Regions from separate parts of the Homo sapiens genome. Here region 1 is linked to region 2. Evidence: read pairs that join two places in POLR2A ChIA-PET (ENCODE). Cell type or tissue: OCI-LY7. All regions are shown on one strand. Links, peaks and the distances in the headings refer to the core of each region. The heading gives the core; the rest is flanking DNA.

What was found. Peaks named below come from ENCODE experiments on the same cell type or tissue, not always from the same donor. Only the 100,000 strongest peaks of a DNase experiment are listed, where the experiment ranks them.
Region 1: POLR2A ChIA-PET joins it to region 2 with 10 read pairs; 4 of 35 experiments call an interaction of 5 or more read pairs at or near these places.

The regions. Positions count from the first base shown.
Region 1 is chr6:156,969,211-156,977,416 of GRCh38, reverse strand. All of the region lies in intron 4 of ARID1B (AT-rich interaction domain 1B), which reads right to left. Among named protein-coding and RNA genes, the nearest start is that of MIR4466, 190 kb to the right of the region's middle. In OCI-LY7, for the core only: no CTCF peak of the experiment used is centred there; a DNase peak (open chromatin) is centred at 2,276; H3K4me3 peaks cover 1,696 bases; H3K27ac peaks cover 1,433 bases.
Region 2 is chr6:156,889,549-156,897,754 of GRCh38, reverse strand. All of the region lies in intron 2 of ARID1B (AT-rich interaction domain 1B), which reads right to left. Among named protein-coding and RNA genes, the nearest start is that of MIR4466, 110 kb to the right of the region's middle. In OCI-LY7, for the core only: no CTCF peak of the experiment used is centred there; no DNase peak of the experiment used is centred there.

The DNA.
Region 1 (8,206 bases), core at 2,177-6,176, 80 kb before region 2:
AAATGAAAACGAATAAGCCTGAAATTGAAGACACAGCCCACAAAGGAAAAATAAAACACAAAGAGAAAGAGACTTCAGGGTAGGTCTAATATATATATTTAGTTAGAGCTGCTGTTTAAAAAAAAAAAAAAAGAGGAGACAGGATAAATATCTGAAGAAAAAAACTGACTTGAATTTTTTCCAAATTTGATAAAAACTGTAAATCTACAGATATGAAAGTCAATAAAACACAACCAAAAGACACACAAAGAAAACCACACCAGTCCCATCATAATTAAATTTCTTAAAACCAAGGAGAGAGAAAAATCTTTTTTTTTTTTTTTTTGTAAATATGTATTACATCCCTAGAAAAAGAATTCCAGGATTTTCCCTGCTGTGTGTTTTCATCTTGCTTCCTTATGGTCCATGATGCCAGCCGAGGTTGTCAGTGCAATGAAACCAAACTGGCAGGATGGAAGCAGATTATTCTGCCATTTTTCTAGATCTTTGAGTTGCACATCAAATCTGAGGCTGATCACTCCACACTTGTTTAGCCCGCCTGTGAGGTTCACAACAATTTTCCCAGCTCTGTGATCATCAATGATTTCAAATTTGCCAATGTAACTGAGTTAGGAGTTTTTCCTGCCGATGGGTTTGTGGTCTCGCTAACTTTGATGAATGAAGCTGCGGACCTTCACGGTGAGTGTTACAGCTTAAAAAGAGTCCACGGACCAGGAGAGTGAGCAGCAGCGCAGTTTACTGAACAAAGTGAAAGGAAAGCTTCCACGTGGTGGAAGGGGACCCAGAAGGGTTGCCGTTGCTGGCTCGGGTGACTAGGGCTTATATCCCTGTGTTACCCTCTCCCCTTTCTTTCTTTTTGTCCACTGAGAGTGGTTCTTTTTTCAATCCTCCCTTGGAGTGGTTAATTTTGAATCCTTCACTCGACTGGTTAAGAACTCAAAATCCTGAGTCACCGGGGTCTCTTGCAAAAGTCCCCCGGCCCAGGAAGTCCCCCCAACTCCACCCCGCATAATCCGTGCTGCATCATCACAGTGAGAAACGGGCAATGACCTTGGAGCACAGCTTAAAAAGCACCTAGCGTTTGCCTCTTTTCGGCATTGTTGATGCTCTTGAGAATGTCAGCCAGGACATCCGTGTGCACTGTCAGGCCTCTGAGCCCAAGTTAAGCCGTCATATCCCCTGTGACCTGCACATATACATCCAGATGGCCTGAAGCAACTGAAGATTCACAAAAGTGAAAATAGCCAGTTCCTGCCTTAACTGATGCCATTCCACCATTGTGATTTGTTCCTGCCCCACCCTGACTGATCAATTGACTTTGTGACAATACACCCCCTCCCAGCCCTTGCGCTTATGTACTTTATGATATTCCCCCGTCCTTGTGAATGTACTTTGTACGATACACCCGCTCCACCCTTGAGAAGGTACTTTGTAAGATCCTCCCCCTGCCCACAAAAAAACTGCTCCCAACTCCACCGCCTATCACAAACCTATAAGAACTAATGATAATCCCATCACCCTTTGCTGACTCTTCGGACTCAGCCCGCCTGCACCCAGGTGAAATAAAAAAGCTTTACTGTTCACGTAAAGCTTGCCTGGTGGTCTCTTCACATGGACGCTCGTGACATGCACCACTGTGGTGGCATGGAAAGATGGGGGGAAGAGGAGAAAAATCTTAAAAGGAGTCAGAAAAAAACACATTACATCAAGAACAATAAAATTAAAAAGACTTCTTGCCAAAACAATGAAAGCCAGAAGACAGTGGACCAGTATCTTTAAGGAACTGAAAAAAAAAAAAAAAAAGAAAAAAAAAATACAGTCAAACTAAAATTCTATATCCGGTGGAAAAAAATGTCTTTTGAAAATGAGGCAGTTTCGCACCAAAAGCACAAGTGATTTTTAAAAATGGTAAAGTTGGACTTCAGCAAAATTAAAGGTATTTTTTTGCTTCAAAAGACACCTTTTAAGCAAGTGAAAAGATAAACCACAGCCTGTGAGAAAATATCTGCAAATCATATATATGATAAAAGATGCATATCCATGATATATAAAGAACCCTTAAAACTCAAGACAAAACTCCTCCAATTTTAAAATGGGCAAAATATTTGAATAGACATTTCACCAAAAAGGGTGTATAAATGGCCAATGCACACATTAAAAGATGCACATCATTGATTACTAGGAAAATGCAAATTAAAACCCCAGTCACATCCACAAAAATGGCCACGATGCAAAAGACAAAAGATAAGTGCTGGTGAGGTGTGGAGAGGAACACCGCTTATAAGAATGTAAAATGGTTCAGTCATTTGGAAAACAGTGTGGCAGTTTCTTCAAATGTTACACAAAAATCACACACCCCCAGCAGATTCCACTTCTAAGTATCTACTGAAGAGAACTGAAAATATGTCTACAGAAAGACCTACACATGACTGTTCCTGGCAGAACTATTCAAAATAGCTGAAAAGTGGAAAGAACCCAAATGGCCATCAAATGGTAGATAAAATAAATATGTGTAGTGGTGTTTATAAAATATTGAGATACTGAATGTATGACAACAACAGCAAAAAGGCAGAGAAGGGAGAGACAGTGTGTGCTGCTGTAAAGTTCATATACTGCATGTGAAGGATGTAATGGAACTTGAAAGTAAGTTCTGATAAGTGAAAGCATATATTTTAGTAGCAGCTAAAACAATTTAACAAACAGCTAATAAATTCTATTGTTCCATGTGATGCTTCTCACTGAGTTAAAACAACTCTGCCAGTATCTAAGAAAAAGTAAAGATTTTTCTATGCCTACACTTGGATTTTTAATTATCTGAATTTCATTAATATAAAATATGTCTTGTGTGAAGAAGATGTCAGAGAGTACATGTGGGGGTTTTTGGTTCTGCGTTATGTTTTCAAGGAACAATTTAACCTTTCTCTTCTTCTCCAATCTTAAACAAAATTACAACAGTTTCCTCTTTACCTCTACACAATTGGCTTTTCAGGTACATTAACCAAACAAGATTATTTCTTATTTATCATTCAATGTGTTTTAAATGTTGGTTTGCTGCAAAAAGAAGAGTCAATAATGCTTCCCTTGCAAGAAACTAAGTAAGAGAAATGATTCTGGTACTCACGTGGTTTTGTTATTACAAGGTTTATAAAGATAAAGCTCCCAAAATAATCTACGTGTTTTAAAAATCCTGAACTGTAGGCAATCTGAACTTGTTTAAATTGCACATCTTTATTCAGGCTATTAAAAAAATAAAATGTACACAGATATAAATGAAATATAAATAGTAAAAACTCAAAATCCAAAACTAAACTACAGTTTTCACTTCATTTCTTCCCTAGTCTCTCTCTTTCTCTCTCCTAAAATCCTGGGCATTGTCAGACCTGAATGAATAATGTTTTCAAGTCAGATGCCCTTTGGGAAATCACACCTAAATTAGCCTAGCAAAATGTTGTAGAAAACCATTCCACAAGGAAAAAGTTTTCAGACAAAGAGAGAACTTCTATTCAGGTCACATAAAATCTAACCTGAACAATCAAGAGGTTTTGAAGAAGGAAAAACCACAATCAGAATGATATATGCCAATAAATGTCTTTGAGGAAATTTTTAAATAAATTCGGTAAATATTGAAATAAATTGGTAAGTCAAACTGAACCAAAAATAAGTGGGGGCAGGGACACAGTGGGGGCGTTGCCTGTGGTTCCATCTTTCAAGACAAACAAATCAAGTCTCAGTTCTCCTGAGAGCAGGAAGGATTTGGAGGGCTAAAAAGTAAACTAATATAGAATTTTCTTTTATTTATTTCATTTGCCTCCAACTCCCATCTGATATGGAAATTCTGTGATGCTTAAAAACTAAGTTCTGTTTAAACCAATAACCAAAAATGTTTTTCATTGCATAGCAGTAAAAGACATGCAGAAGATGAGCAGCTTAGAAACTCACAAGTAAAATAACCCTACATATGCTATTAAAATGCATTAAAAAGTAATTTATAGCAAACGATATGGCACAGAATTTGAGAATCAGAAGGGCTGTCAAAGATCATTTATTAACAGTTACTGCTTCATGATAGGAACTTATAAACTACGTATGCGTACACCAGCACAGTTCTAAAGAACTCGCTGTTACCAAAAAATAAAAAAAAAGGTTCTATAATCTGTGCTGTCCAATATGAGCCAACATGACTGCCACATGTAGCTATTTAGATTTCTAAAATTTGTTAAAATAAAATAAATGTACAATTCAGTCCCTTAATTACTAGCCAGTTTTTGAGTGCACAATACCCACAAGTAGCTAGTGCCTACTGTACTGCACGGCACAAAGTCTTAGGCTTTTGCTTATATGATGTGAGACTATTAGTCTGTTATACATAGTCTATACTCTGTAAACTACTATATATGGTTTTATATAATACAATGAGAAACATACTAAACTACCATGTGTTAACTATCCTCAACAGCACTATTAACAGATACCAACCAAAGTATCACTTGAAATGACTTTTTAACTTTATTTCTTTCAATAAAATCAAAATACAAAGAAACTGAAAGTTTAAAATGTCTTTTTACTGGAAAATTTTAAGCAAAATTCTAAAAAGTGACCACCTTTTTGGTGGTTGGTTTGTTAGCACATGGCTTGTTTTAAAGAGGAACATCAGAACTGTAATCAGTCTGATTTCTAAGTCCTGCAGGTCTCTCTGGCTGGAAAAGACTGACACCTGAATCCCACATATTACCAAGGGGAGAATGAGGGTTTAACTGAAAAGGTGAGACAGAAACGAAGCCTCCTATTTTAATCAATAATAATGGAAAAGCATTACGTGCTTATGGTTCTGATTTCAAACCATGCTATCCAAATTTATGTTCACATGCTTACTAAATGTTCATCTTCCACTGGTAACTAAAGAAAAATCCTTCATCAACGTGACACAATCCAATTAAAATAAATATTCTTAATAAAGTAGATCTGTGCAATTTTACACTCAGAAAAGCAAAAGCTGTGGGCACAGGGGAAGGGATAAAGTGGACAGCTCGTCCAGCCCTCAGCACAGGTGCCACCATGCAACCACTGGACACCCCTGGGCCTTTGGCTGGCCCCAATCCCTGCCCCACAGCTAAATAAGGTCACAAGCCTAGACCATTTGCTTTATTTCTGATTGTCCACTCCTGACACTGTTTGAGAACGACTATTGTGACTAAGTATACATTAACTAAAATTCCTTCCAGAATTATGTCTTGTAATTTTCATTTGAGAATTCTGGGGGAATCTCATACCAAGTAAAATAAAAAGAACTATTTTAACCTTTATGTATTATACCATTTTTAAAAAGTTTAAATACAGAACTATATGAACTAAGAAACCTATGTCCTTCCCAGCCCATGCTCACTCTGTGTGTAGGCAGAATTCTGTGATGTCCCCCAGGATTCCTGGCTCTGGGTACAAACACTAGGGCGCTCGAGCCTCAAGTGCAGGAAGGACCCGTAAATGTGTTGGGATAGCAATCCTACCATTAAACCATGTTATACAGCAAAGGTCAAGGGACTCTGAGGATATAATTAAGGCCCCTAATTAGTTAATCGAAAAGGAAATTATCGTGGGTAGGCCCGTTCTAAGCAGGAGAGCTCCTTAAAGAGGGATCAGAGAGACTCTCTGGCTGGCCTTGAGGAAGCAAGGTGCCATGAGCTCCACAGCTGCAAGGAAATGAATTATGCCAGCAACCACAGGAGCTTGGAAGAGGAACCCCCACAAGCCCTAGATGAGATCACAGCCCCGGCTGACACCCCGATATCAGCCTTAGGAGATTCTGGGCAGAGAATTCAGTATGCCTGCCCAGATTCCTGAGCCATAGAAACTATGAAATAATACACAGATGTTGTTTTAAGCCTCCAAATGAGTATAGCAATAGTAAAGGAACACACTCCCAAGCCCATCCACAGTTGTCTAATGTATCTAGTTAGGATATTTTCTCTGCATACACACACAGGTGCGTGCACACACAAAGTTCTTTCAACATCTCTGTTACATAATGTTATATGTTATTATGCCCATTTTAAAGATAAATAACTTGAGGCTGAAGAACATGGGACTAAATTGATTAAGGCACTATGCTGAGCTCTTTGTTCAATTGGTTCATGTAATCTGTCTATCAATAAGGAAAGCAGGCTCATTTTACAGATAACGCTGCAATTTAAAAGAACATATTTTTTCCAAGACCACAAGGAAAGTAAAAGCAGAAACAAGAATGTATGAATTCATGTCTTTTAGAATCCAAAGCCCCAAATCTACAAAAACCCTTCAGTTTTAATTCCCTGGTAATTACTCTTAATTATAAAGAATTTTCCAAAAATTTCATCAACTGTGAACTTCAAGAAGGATGAAGATGAATGAGGACACAGCAGTAAACCTGTCATTTCTTTGGGTGACTAGCATCAGGGCTCCACCGGCTGCAGAAGCTGGCAGCAGAGGGTAAAATAGGACCCAAAGAAGATCAGACCTATACTTTCACGCAAACAGCACACTGGGGAGAATTCTGCTTCCCTGCTAGAGATCCAGGGTTGGCAAAGCTAGGCTGAGAGAGAACTGAGTCCAGCATAAGATGGGCCCCCTCTCCAACCACAAACATCAGCTGCTGTCATTCAGAGGGCAAAAGGCAGTCACCTGCTCCAGCCCAGCAGTGAGTGCAGAGCAGGTAAGAGATTGGGACAGCAATGCAGAAGGAAGGCTGGGCACTGAAGCATTCCTTTTCCAATGACCCACAGACAGTTGCTCTATAACCTAAAAGAATTATCTCTTTTGAGTGTTGTTTACTAATCATAAAAATTTGGCAGTATTAATGAAATAGGAATAAAATAGTTTTGAACAAATTGTTTTTAATGTTCCAAAATTTGCAACATCATAGCAGACTCAGTAATCTTGGTTAAATAGTTAAAGCACATTTCAAGTGTGACAGAAGAGAGTGAAATGCCAAACTGTTTTTAAAAGACAAAAATCAAAAGCAATTTTTGATTAAAAATTTTTTATTTAAAAAGTCAAAGCTTGGCTGGGCAAGGTGGCTCATGCCTGTAATCCCAGCACTTTGGGAGGCCGAGGCAGGTGGATCACTTGAGGTCAGGAGTTCAAGACTAGCCTGGTAAACATGGTGAAACTCCATCTCTACTAAAAAATACAAAAAATTAGCCGGGTATGGTGGTGGGCGCCTGTAATCCCAGCTACTCAGGAGGCTGAGGCAGGAGAATTGCTTGAACCCAGGAGGCACAGGTTGCAGTGAGCCAAGATCATGCCATTGCACTTCCAGCCTGGGCAACAGAGTGAGACTCCATCTCAAAAAACAAAACAAAACAAAACAACAAACAAAACACACAAAAAAAACAAAGTCAAAGCTTTTATTCTTAATAATTAAATACAAATTCTACATTCTACAGTTCACTAATTGACACAGAAAAGGTAAACATTAATTTTCAAGTCTGAATTGCTTTAATCTAGTGCTGGTTTACCTGATACCAGTCAATGCAAAAAAAAAAAAAAAAAGCATTATATAATAAGAAATAAACAAGACAGAAGAAAACAAATTGAAATTATTGAGCCTTCTAAGTTACTAGACAGTGTCTTCTCTTTAGAAAATTGGGATGTAATACTGAAGTATGCTTTTAAACTTCTATTTTAATAAGTGTTCCAGAGTCTAAGTTCCCCTGGCCATATAAAGCTCGTATGAATCAAGTCTAACATCTAGAGTTCTAGATTAACAGTTATAAGCTAGTACCATTGGAATAAGGTTGAAAGTGGTTAAGTAGCTTGGCTCTTGGGTAACTACAGATATTAGATGTACAGTAATTCTTGTATTAGAAGGTTTTAAATGTTTTTGTGACATCTCTTTTCAGTAAATGCAAATAAATGTGGCTCGCCATGTCTACCATGTGTTCAGTAGCTTAAACAGTGAGTTCTGCTGTGTGTTCTGAACCCAGACTGCACTCCTTCCTCTAGCTGGTTGTCTTAAGACAGATACCAGCACTCATGGGGAGAGCCTGCAGTACAAATGCAACACGGCTGAACAGGGAACCACCACCACCGATCCTGGGGCTGAAAGGGGTACAAGTTAAGCCCAGACTAACAGACTGATTTTGAACTGCGATTTGCATTCATATGGAATATTTTCTGGAGAACTTTGTCGACACATACACACAAACACAAATCTCCTGAGACATAAACAGCA
Region 2 (8,206 bases), core at 2,555-6,554:
TTGGCCAAAAACTGCTGGCCCATGGAAGTCCTGACTGTCCAGTGCATGCTTTGCCTCGAACACAGTTCTAACTATATATATATATATTTTTTAAAACCTGCAAAACTGAACTAAATGGAGATCTCAAAAAAAAATGCCTCAGATCAGAACATTTCCATTTGTTATTTAAAAATAAGAATCTGGCTGGGTGCAGTGGCTAAAGCTTATAATCCCAGCACTTTGGGAGGCCAAGGTAGGCAGATCAACTGAGGTCAGGAGTTCCAAACCAGCCTGGGCAACATGACAAAACCCCGTCTCTACTAAAAATACAAAAATTAGCCAGGCGTGGTGGCACACACCTGCAATCCCAGCTACTAGGGAGGCTGAGGCAGGAAAATCGCTTGAACCTGGGAGGTGGAGGTTACAGTGAGCTGAGATCGCTCCAGTGCACTCCAGCCTGGGCGACAGGGCAAGACTCTGTCTCAAATAATAATAATAATAATAATAATAAGAAGAAGAAGAAGAAGAAGAAGAAGAAGAAGAAGAAGAAGAAGAAGCAGCAGCAGCAGCAGCAGCAGCAGCAGTAGCAGCAGCAAAAGAAGAATTTGCTTCACTCATTTCTAAATAAAGAAGACCTTTAAGACATGAACACACACAACAACAAAAAATTTATAGCTAAAAATGATTCACTTACATATTTATTTTAGAAAATTATCCCAATAAAGAACGCAAGTACTACCTTTCACATTTCTGTATCACGTTAAATATGCAGGGTCAGGACTCATTTTTCATTTCACCATACCCTGAACTTTTTGCTCATCCTCCAAAATGAGTGAAATGATCAAAGGTTACCCTCTCCCCCTTTTTCCTTCTAAAGAAGTTTGTTTTTGTTTTGTTTGAGGTGGAGTCTCGCTCTGTCGTCAGGCTGGAGTGCAGTGGCACGATCTCAGCTCACTGCAACCTCCGCCTCCCAGGTTCAAGTGATTCTCCTGCTTCAGCCTCCCGAGTAGCTGGGATTATAGGTGCATGCCACCACGCCAGGCTAATTTTTGTATTTTCAGTAGAGACGGGGTTTCACCATGTAGGCCAGGATGGTATCGATCTCTTGACCTCGTGATCCACCTGCCTTGGCCTCCCAGAGTGCTGAGATTACAGGCGTGAGCCACTGTGTCCTCTTTTTTTTTTTTTTTTTTTTTTTTGAGACGCAGTTTTGCTCTTGTTGCCCAGGCTGGAGTGCAGTGGTGTGGTCTCGGCTCACTGTAACCTCTGCCTCCTGGGTTCAGGTGATTCTCCTGTCTCAGCCTCCTGAGTAGCTGGGATTACAGGAGCGGGCCACCACGACCAGCTAATTTATATATTTTTAGTAGAGATGGGTTTCATCATATTGGTCAGGCTGGTCTCGAACTCCTGACCTCAGGTGATCCACCTGCCTTGGGCTCCCAAACTGGTGGGATTAGAGGCATGAGCTACTGAGCCTGGCCTAAAGAAGTTTAGAGAGCAGTTTCTTACTAGGTTTAAAGGTACACTGACCCCATGACCCGGCCATGCGCCTTGTTAAGTATATAACCATGAAACACACATGTTCCAGGAAGGATATTCAATGCAGTCCTGTCTACTACAATTGACAGAAGAGGACAAAATCTAACTCTAAGACAGAAGGTAAATGGGAAAAGTTAACTTTGCTATAGGCACACAATTAAATCTACACAGTAGTAAAAAAGGAGTAAGACGCCACATATCAAAATGGTACAAAACTAAAAACTACAATGTTGAGTTTAAAAAGAAAGCAACAAAAAGTTAATGCAGTATCATATCATTTGTATAAAATTTGAATACGTAAGATATTAGTGTATACTGTTTATAAACACACATGTAGCAAAAGTATAGAAACGTGCATTGAAAAGAATTGGGGATTATGGGGCGTGGCTTCAGCCATGCTTTGCTCCTTTATAAAAAGAAAGATGTGAAGCAAATAGGGTAACATGTTATTTTTATACCTATATATACTGTGTGTATGTGGGTGTGTGTGTGTGTGTGTGTATACACCTGTATATACTGTATCTGTAATTACACAAGTGTGTCTGTTATATTTGCTTCTGTACTTTTCTATATGTCTAAATTATTTCACAATTTTCCACTTTTACCATAAAGATTTTGCCTCCACCCCAGTCCACATCCTCCCAAAAAGAGGTGGCCCTGGGAAACTCAAGCACCCACACAAGGCAGGAGGGGACACCCCAGGAGGTGTCCTTCCGAGAAAAGAGACTCAGCTCAAAGGCCAAGTCCCTGACTACAAGACCAGGTGCTCCAATCACTTCCCAGGCCTTTCACCTAGGACACTCCAGGCCATAGCTCTTCTGAGTTCTGGTGTCTGAGCGACTGTCCCTCTCCTCACAAGCCATCAGGGCATTCAGGACAGAACTAGGAGGAAGCCTTCATTATGATCTCCTCCCAAGGGAAACAAGTGTCCTGTAGGTTGGTGAACCTCTAACAGACAGAACTTTATGCCAGCATTTCCCTAAGGGTCACTAATTTCCCTATGGGTCCTACAAGGGACACTAATTCTATAGAATATCACACAGAAATGAGTTCTATAATTTAAAAAAGTTTAAAAAACAAATATACTATAAAAAGAAAACATACCATATCATCACATTAAAGGATATGTGAAATCCTTTAAAAAGTTTGGAAACTTGTCCACCTTTACATCCAAGATTTCTCAAACTCATTTGACCATGAACACCACCACACCACTGGACAGTCCACTGCACAGGACAGGCCCTTGCTAGTTCAGTTCATCACTGTATTCCACATGCCTGTCCAGTACTAAGAGCTCGGTGAATGTCTGTTGACTGAACCTCCTGAAATACATATAGAAATCACACACCACAGTCAATGGAAACGTTAAGAGCTGCTTGCCTTGAGCTAAACTATAGTCCAGTCCAGTTCTATCTCTAGGAAAGCATAGAAAAACACTGGAACAGATATTAGAACCTCCTTGATGTGAGCTTTGAAGTTATGATACTAAAACACGCCCCAGTTTCTATCACAGACCTGGTGTCTCTGAATAGCTCAATCTACTTACATTATCAGTTTGTTCCTCCTTTTGGAGGAAAAGAATCTATGAACAAAAGAAATACTTGGCATTGTCCTAAACTTATCAGAGACGTATTCAAGTGTGGTGAAAACTCCCCACTACTGAATTCTAACATGCTACTATTTTGCTGTGTAAAAGAATGAGCACCTTTCTCCTTATCTTCCATGTCTAAAGACCTTTTTTAATTGTGCTAAAATATACACAAAATTGACCATTTTAACCATTTGAAGTATACAGTTCAATGATGCATAAGTACATTCACACTGTTGGCCAACCATCACCACCATCCTTTTATAGGATTTCATCATCCCAAATGGAAACTCTGTGCCCTGGAAATAACAACCCCACATTCTGTTCCCCATCCCAACCCCCGGCCCCCATCCCAACCCCCCGGCCCCCATCCCAACCCCCGGCAAGCACCATTACACTTTCTGACTCTATGAATTTGGTTAGTCTTGCTATCTCACATAGGCAGAATCACACAATATTTGTTCCTTTGTGTCTGGCTTATTTTGTGTCTGAGTTAGCATAACGTATTCAAGGTTCATCCATGTTGTGGTGTGTATCATGTTTCATTCCGTTTTAAGGCCACGGAATGTATACAGCATAACTGTTTATCCACTCACCCATGGATAAACACTCGACTGTTTCCAACTTTTGAGTATTGTGAAAAATGCTGCTCTGAATAGGGGTTTACAAATATCTGGTCGAATTGTTGCTTTTACGTCTTGGGGTACATTCCGAGAAGTGGGACTGCTGGAGTATATGGTAATTCTATGTTTAATTTTTTGAGAACTATCATACTGCTTCTCACAGTGGCTGCACCATTTCACATTCCCACCAACAGGACGCAAGCTTCCAATTTCTCCATATCCTTGACAACACTTGGTATTTTCTGGGTTTTTCTTAATATTAAATATCAGCTGTACTAATACTGGGTGTGAAGTGATAACATACTCATTGTGAAATTTGCATTTCTCTAATGATCAGTGCTGTTGAGTACCTTTTCATGTGCTTATTGGCCATGTATATATCTTCTTTGGAAAAATGTTTATTCAAGTCCTTTGCCATTTTTTTTAATTAGGTTATTTGTTTTGCTGTTGATAGGAGTGTTTTATATAGATATTAATCCCCTATCAGATATATGATTTGCAAATATTTTCTCCTATTCTGTGGGTTATACCTTTTCACTCTCTCGATAGTCTCCTTTGATGCTCAAAAGTTTTTAAAACTTTGACGTACTCCAATTTGTCTGTCCTTTCTTTTGTTGCCTATGCTTTTGGTGTCATATCCAAGGAATAATTACCAAATGCAGTGCCAAACTTTTCCTCTGTTTTCTTTTAAGAGTTTTATAGCCAGGTACAGTGGCTCACACCTGTAATCCCAGCACTTCGGACGGCCGAGGCGAGTGGATCATTTGAGGTCAGGAGTTCGAGACCAGCCTGGCCAATGTGGTGAAAATACAAAAATCAGCCAGATGTGGTGATGAGTGCCTGTGATCCCAGCTGCTCAGGAGGCTAAGGCAGGAGAATCACATGAACCCAGGAGGCGGAGGCTGCAGTGAGCCAAGATTGCACCACTGCACTCCAGCCTGGGTGACAGGGCAAGACTCCATCTCAAAAAAAAAAAAAAAGGAAGAAAAAAGAAAAAAAAAGAGTTTTATAGCTTTGTTTAAGCTCTTACACACTTAGGTCTATGATAGATTATGAGCTAATTGTTATATATAGTCTAAGGCAAAGGGTCCAATTTTATTCTTTTGAAAGACTTATTGTTTTTATTCTATACAATTTTCACATCAGCTTTGGATCTTTCTGTTTTAAGAAGTACAGTTTGGTATTTACACATCCATCAAGAACTATTTTTTGAAAAGAACTAATTAAATGTATACATTCTCAACACACCATATGGTCTGTTTGCATGAAATTCAAAATCAGGCAAAATCAACTTATTGTGACAGAAATCATAACAATGATTGTGGGATATGGGGCCTGGCTGGAAAGAGACATGAAGGAATTTTCTAGGAGTGACGGAAATAGTCTAATTAGGATAGTGGTATCCTAGACGTATGTAATTGTCAAAACTCACTGAATTGCATGCTTAAGATTTAGGCATTTTAATGGATATAAATAATAGCTTTAAAATATTGGTGGCATATGTATATACACTTAATACAGAAGTCTAAACTGTTCGTCTCCATTTTTATCATTCTATAACACACATTTTAACACATTTATGCTTAAATCTTTCTTGCCTTTAGACCTAGATGTAAATTTTGTTTTATAATTAATGACTGATCCTAGATGCTTATCAGTGAGTTTTTATGTTTTCATTTTACATAATCCAAAATATTACAGAGCAACAGGGCAAACTGAAATAATCATGGTGAATTTACAAAGTAAAATATGTAAGGCAAGTCATAATATGTATAGAAACAACGTTCTTTTAACCCAAAATTCTACTTTAGGAATTTATCTTAAGAAAAAGTATGAGGCCGGGTGTGGTGGCTCACGCCTGTCACTTTGGGAGGCCGAGGTGGCTGGATCACGAGGTCAAGAGATAGAGACCATCCTGGCCAACATGGTGAAACCCCGTCACTACTAAAAATACAAAAAAAAAAAGAAAAAAAAAAAAAAAAGAAAATTCGCTGGGTGTGGTGATGCACACCTGTAGTCCCAGCTACTCAGGAGAGTGAGGCAGGAGAATCGCTTGAACCGGAGAGGCAGAGACTGCAGTGAGCCGAAATTGCGCCATTGTACTCCAGCCCGGGGGAAAGTGTGAGACTCCGTCTCAAAAAAAAAAAAAAACAGAAAAGAAAAAGAAAAGGTATGAAACAAGTATGCAAAGATATGTGTAGCAAGGAGTTCATTGCTGCTCCACTCAAAAATAGGGAAACAGCCTAAATGTTTAAATGTCCATCAACAGGGAACTGGTTTGAGGGGGGGAAAAAAAAGAGCAGAGGTGAGGATTCAATAAAATACTATAGAGCCATTAAAAATAACAATCCTCATTTTACACTATATTTAATAACAAAAAGTTCTGTCCATATATTACTGAGTTGAGGTTTAAAGATAGCAGGCTACAAAACCATATGTAGTATAATGTTATTTTTGAATGTGAGAATCTGTTTGTGGTATAGGTATAAAGAATTAACAGCCTCAAAGAATATATACCAAAATCACTCCTTAAACCAACTCTGTTTTTCATGAATCTAGAACAAAATGAAATTTATTTAGGATTATTTACTGCTGCTGTCTAAGAGTTATCAAAAAGTATAACAATTTATCTTAAACAGAAGAAAGCTCCTTAATTTTTATGTGTTTGTTTTTCATCACAGATTTGAACCCCTCCAGGTAAATTCTACAAAATGGGAAAGCAAAAAGCAGAAGAAAAATCTTAAGTCCACAACAGCTCCATTCACATGTGGCAAATCCTGCTGGCTCCTGATTTCACAGGAAGATCAAACACCATTTTTCATGCATAAGAGACAGACTGAAAATTCCCCACAGCAAGAAATTCAGATGCTAAGCTGATGCGTGGTTGAACCAATTGCACAAGGAAATTTTATTATGTCAACATGTCCAGTCAAAAATAATGTGCTAGAAGGTAATAAATAAAGTTTACAAGGTCAAGATCTTACAACTGCTCAACATTCCACAGTCCCTTAAGCTAAGTTCCCAAATGAGACTCCTAAACAGCTTAGGTGCCTTTTCCTCCCCTCTTTCTTATTTTAAGAAGAAAAATAAATCTTGTTCTTAGGTTTGTCTAAGGAAAAAACAAACAACAACAACAACAACAAAAACTCCACAATTTCCTGAAATTCACCTTTCACCCTTGAAAAATGAGAAATAGTCAACAAATGTATATTGAGCACTTACTGTATGCACTGTATACTAAAGCTAAGTTCCCTCCAATTCTATCTGGCTTCTCTTGACTAACAGGAAAAAGATGACCCGGGATGAGAAAGAAGTTGGCAAAGTATACAAAAGGGTCAGGCAGTGTCCCACACTGCAGAATGGGCTAGCTGACCACCCACACCCACAAGCTGGGTCCATGGCTCTCACATTGCTCTGAAGTCCAGTATGTTCTGGCCTGGGCCCTGGTTCCTTCCTAACAGGTAACTTCTGGGCCATAAACATTGCCAGTTTTTAACAGGCTTTCTGAAACCAACACATCTGGGATAATTTAACCCTCCCCATTAGCTTAGAAATTTAAAAAAAATCATAGGATAAAATAGATTTACCTTTTTTGATTTGGGAAACATTGAAAAGTTCTCATTTTTTATCAGTAACAAGTCTTTTTCGTGACAAATTTTTTATAAAACTTAGAAGGGTACACACGATATAAGATTATAAAGACATACACATACAATCCCTCTTGGATTTCTTTACAATTATTAATTGCCTACAAAATTTCACTGCTTATTCTAAGTTCAACTACTCTATATTTAGCAAATCACAGCTGAAGTGAATAGTAGGTCAGACCAATGTTCTGCGGAGTGAATATTCTATATAGCTGTGGGAACTAAATGGTAGTGCCTCTCATGACCTCAATTTCCAGAAGTCAGGGATATGTCCTGAACAGCCTTTATTTCCTCTTAATAACCATTATGAATCTATTATCCATGAATTTATTTATACACTTCTTAAATTAATTTATATTTCCAGTCCAGGCTATCTCTTTAGGGTAACAAGCTCTCCCACATTATTATCCACTTTGCAAACTGGTACATCCTTTAGTTTTCATAAAATTAACTCCTTCAGGCTTCAAGGAGTGTTGCCTAACTCTTGTACACAGAATTTGATTAACAAATGTATAGTCAACCAACGCAAGTCAATTATATCAGCCCAAAGCCTTTTTTTTAACCATATCAAAAATTCCTTGCCAACTACTGTCCATGCCAGTCTGTCCCTTGATTCTTTTCCTTTGCCTATCTAAACTGCTTTCACCCTGTTCGCCTTTATTGTGAAACAGCAGCTAGAATAGCACAAACGATCCCGAAGGCACAGCAAACACGGCTGTACACAAGAGTGAGATCACTTTTCGAGGTACCTGGAAAAGGAAATCTCTAGTACACATTTTGTATTCTCCTCTCCCACTGAACTACAGATGTTTTCACCTTTCTTTCCAGGT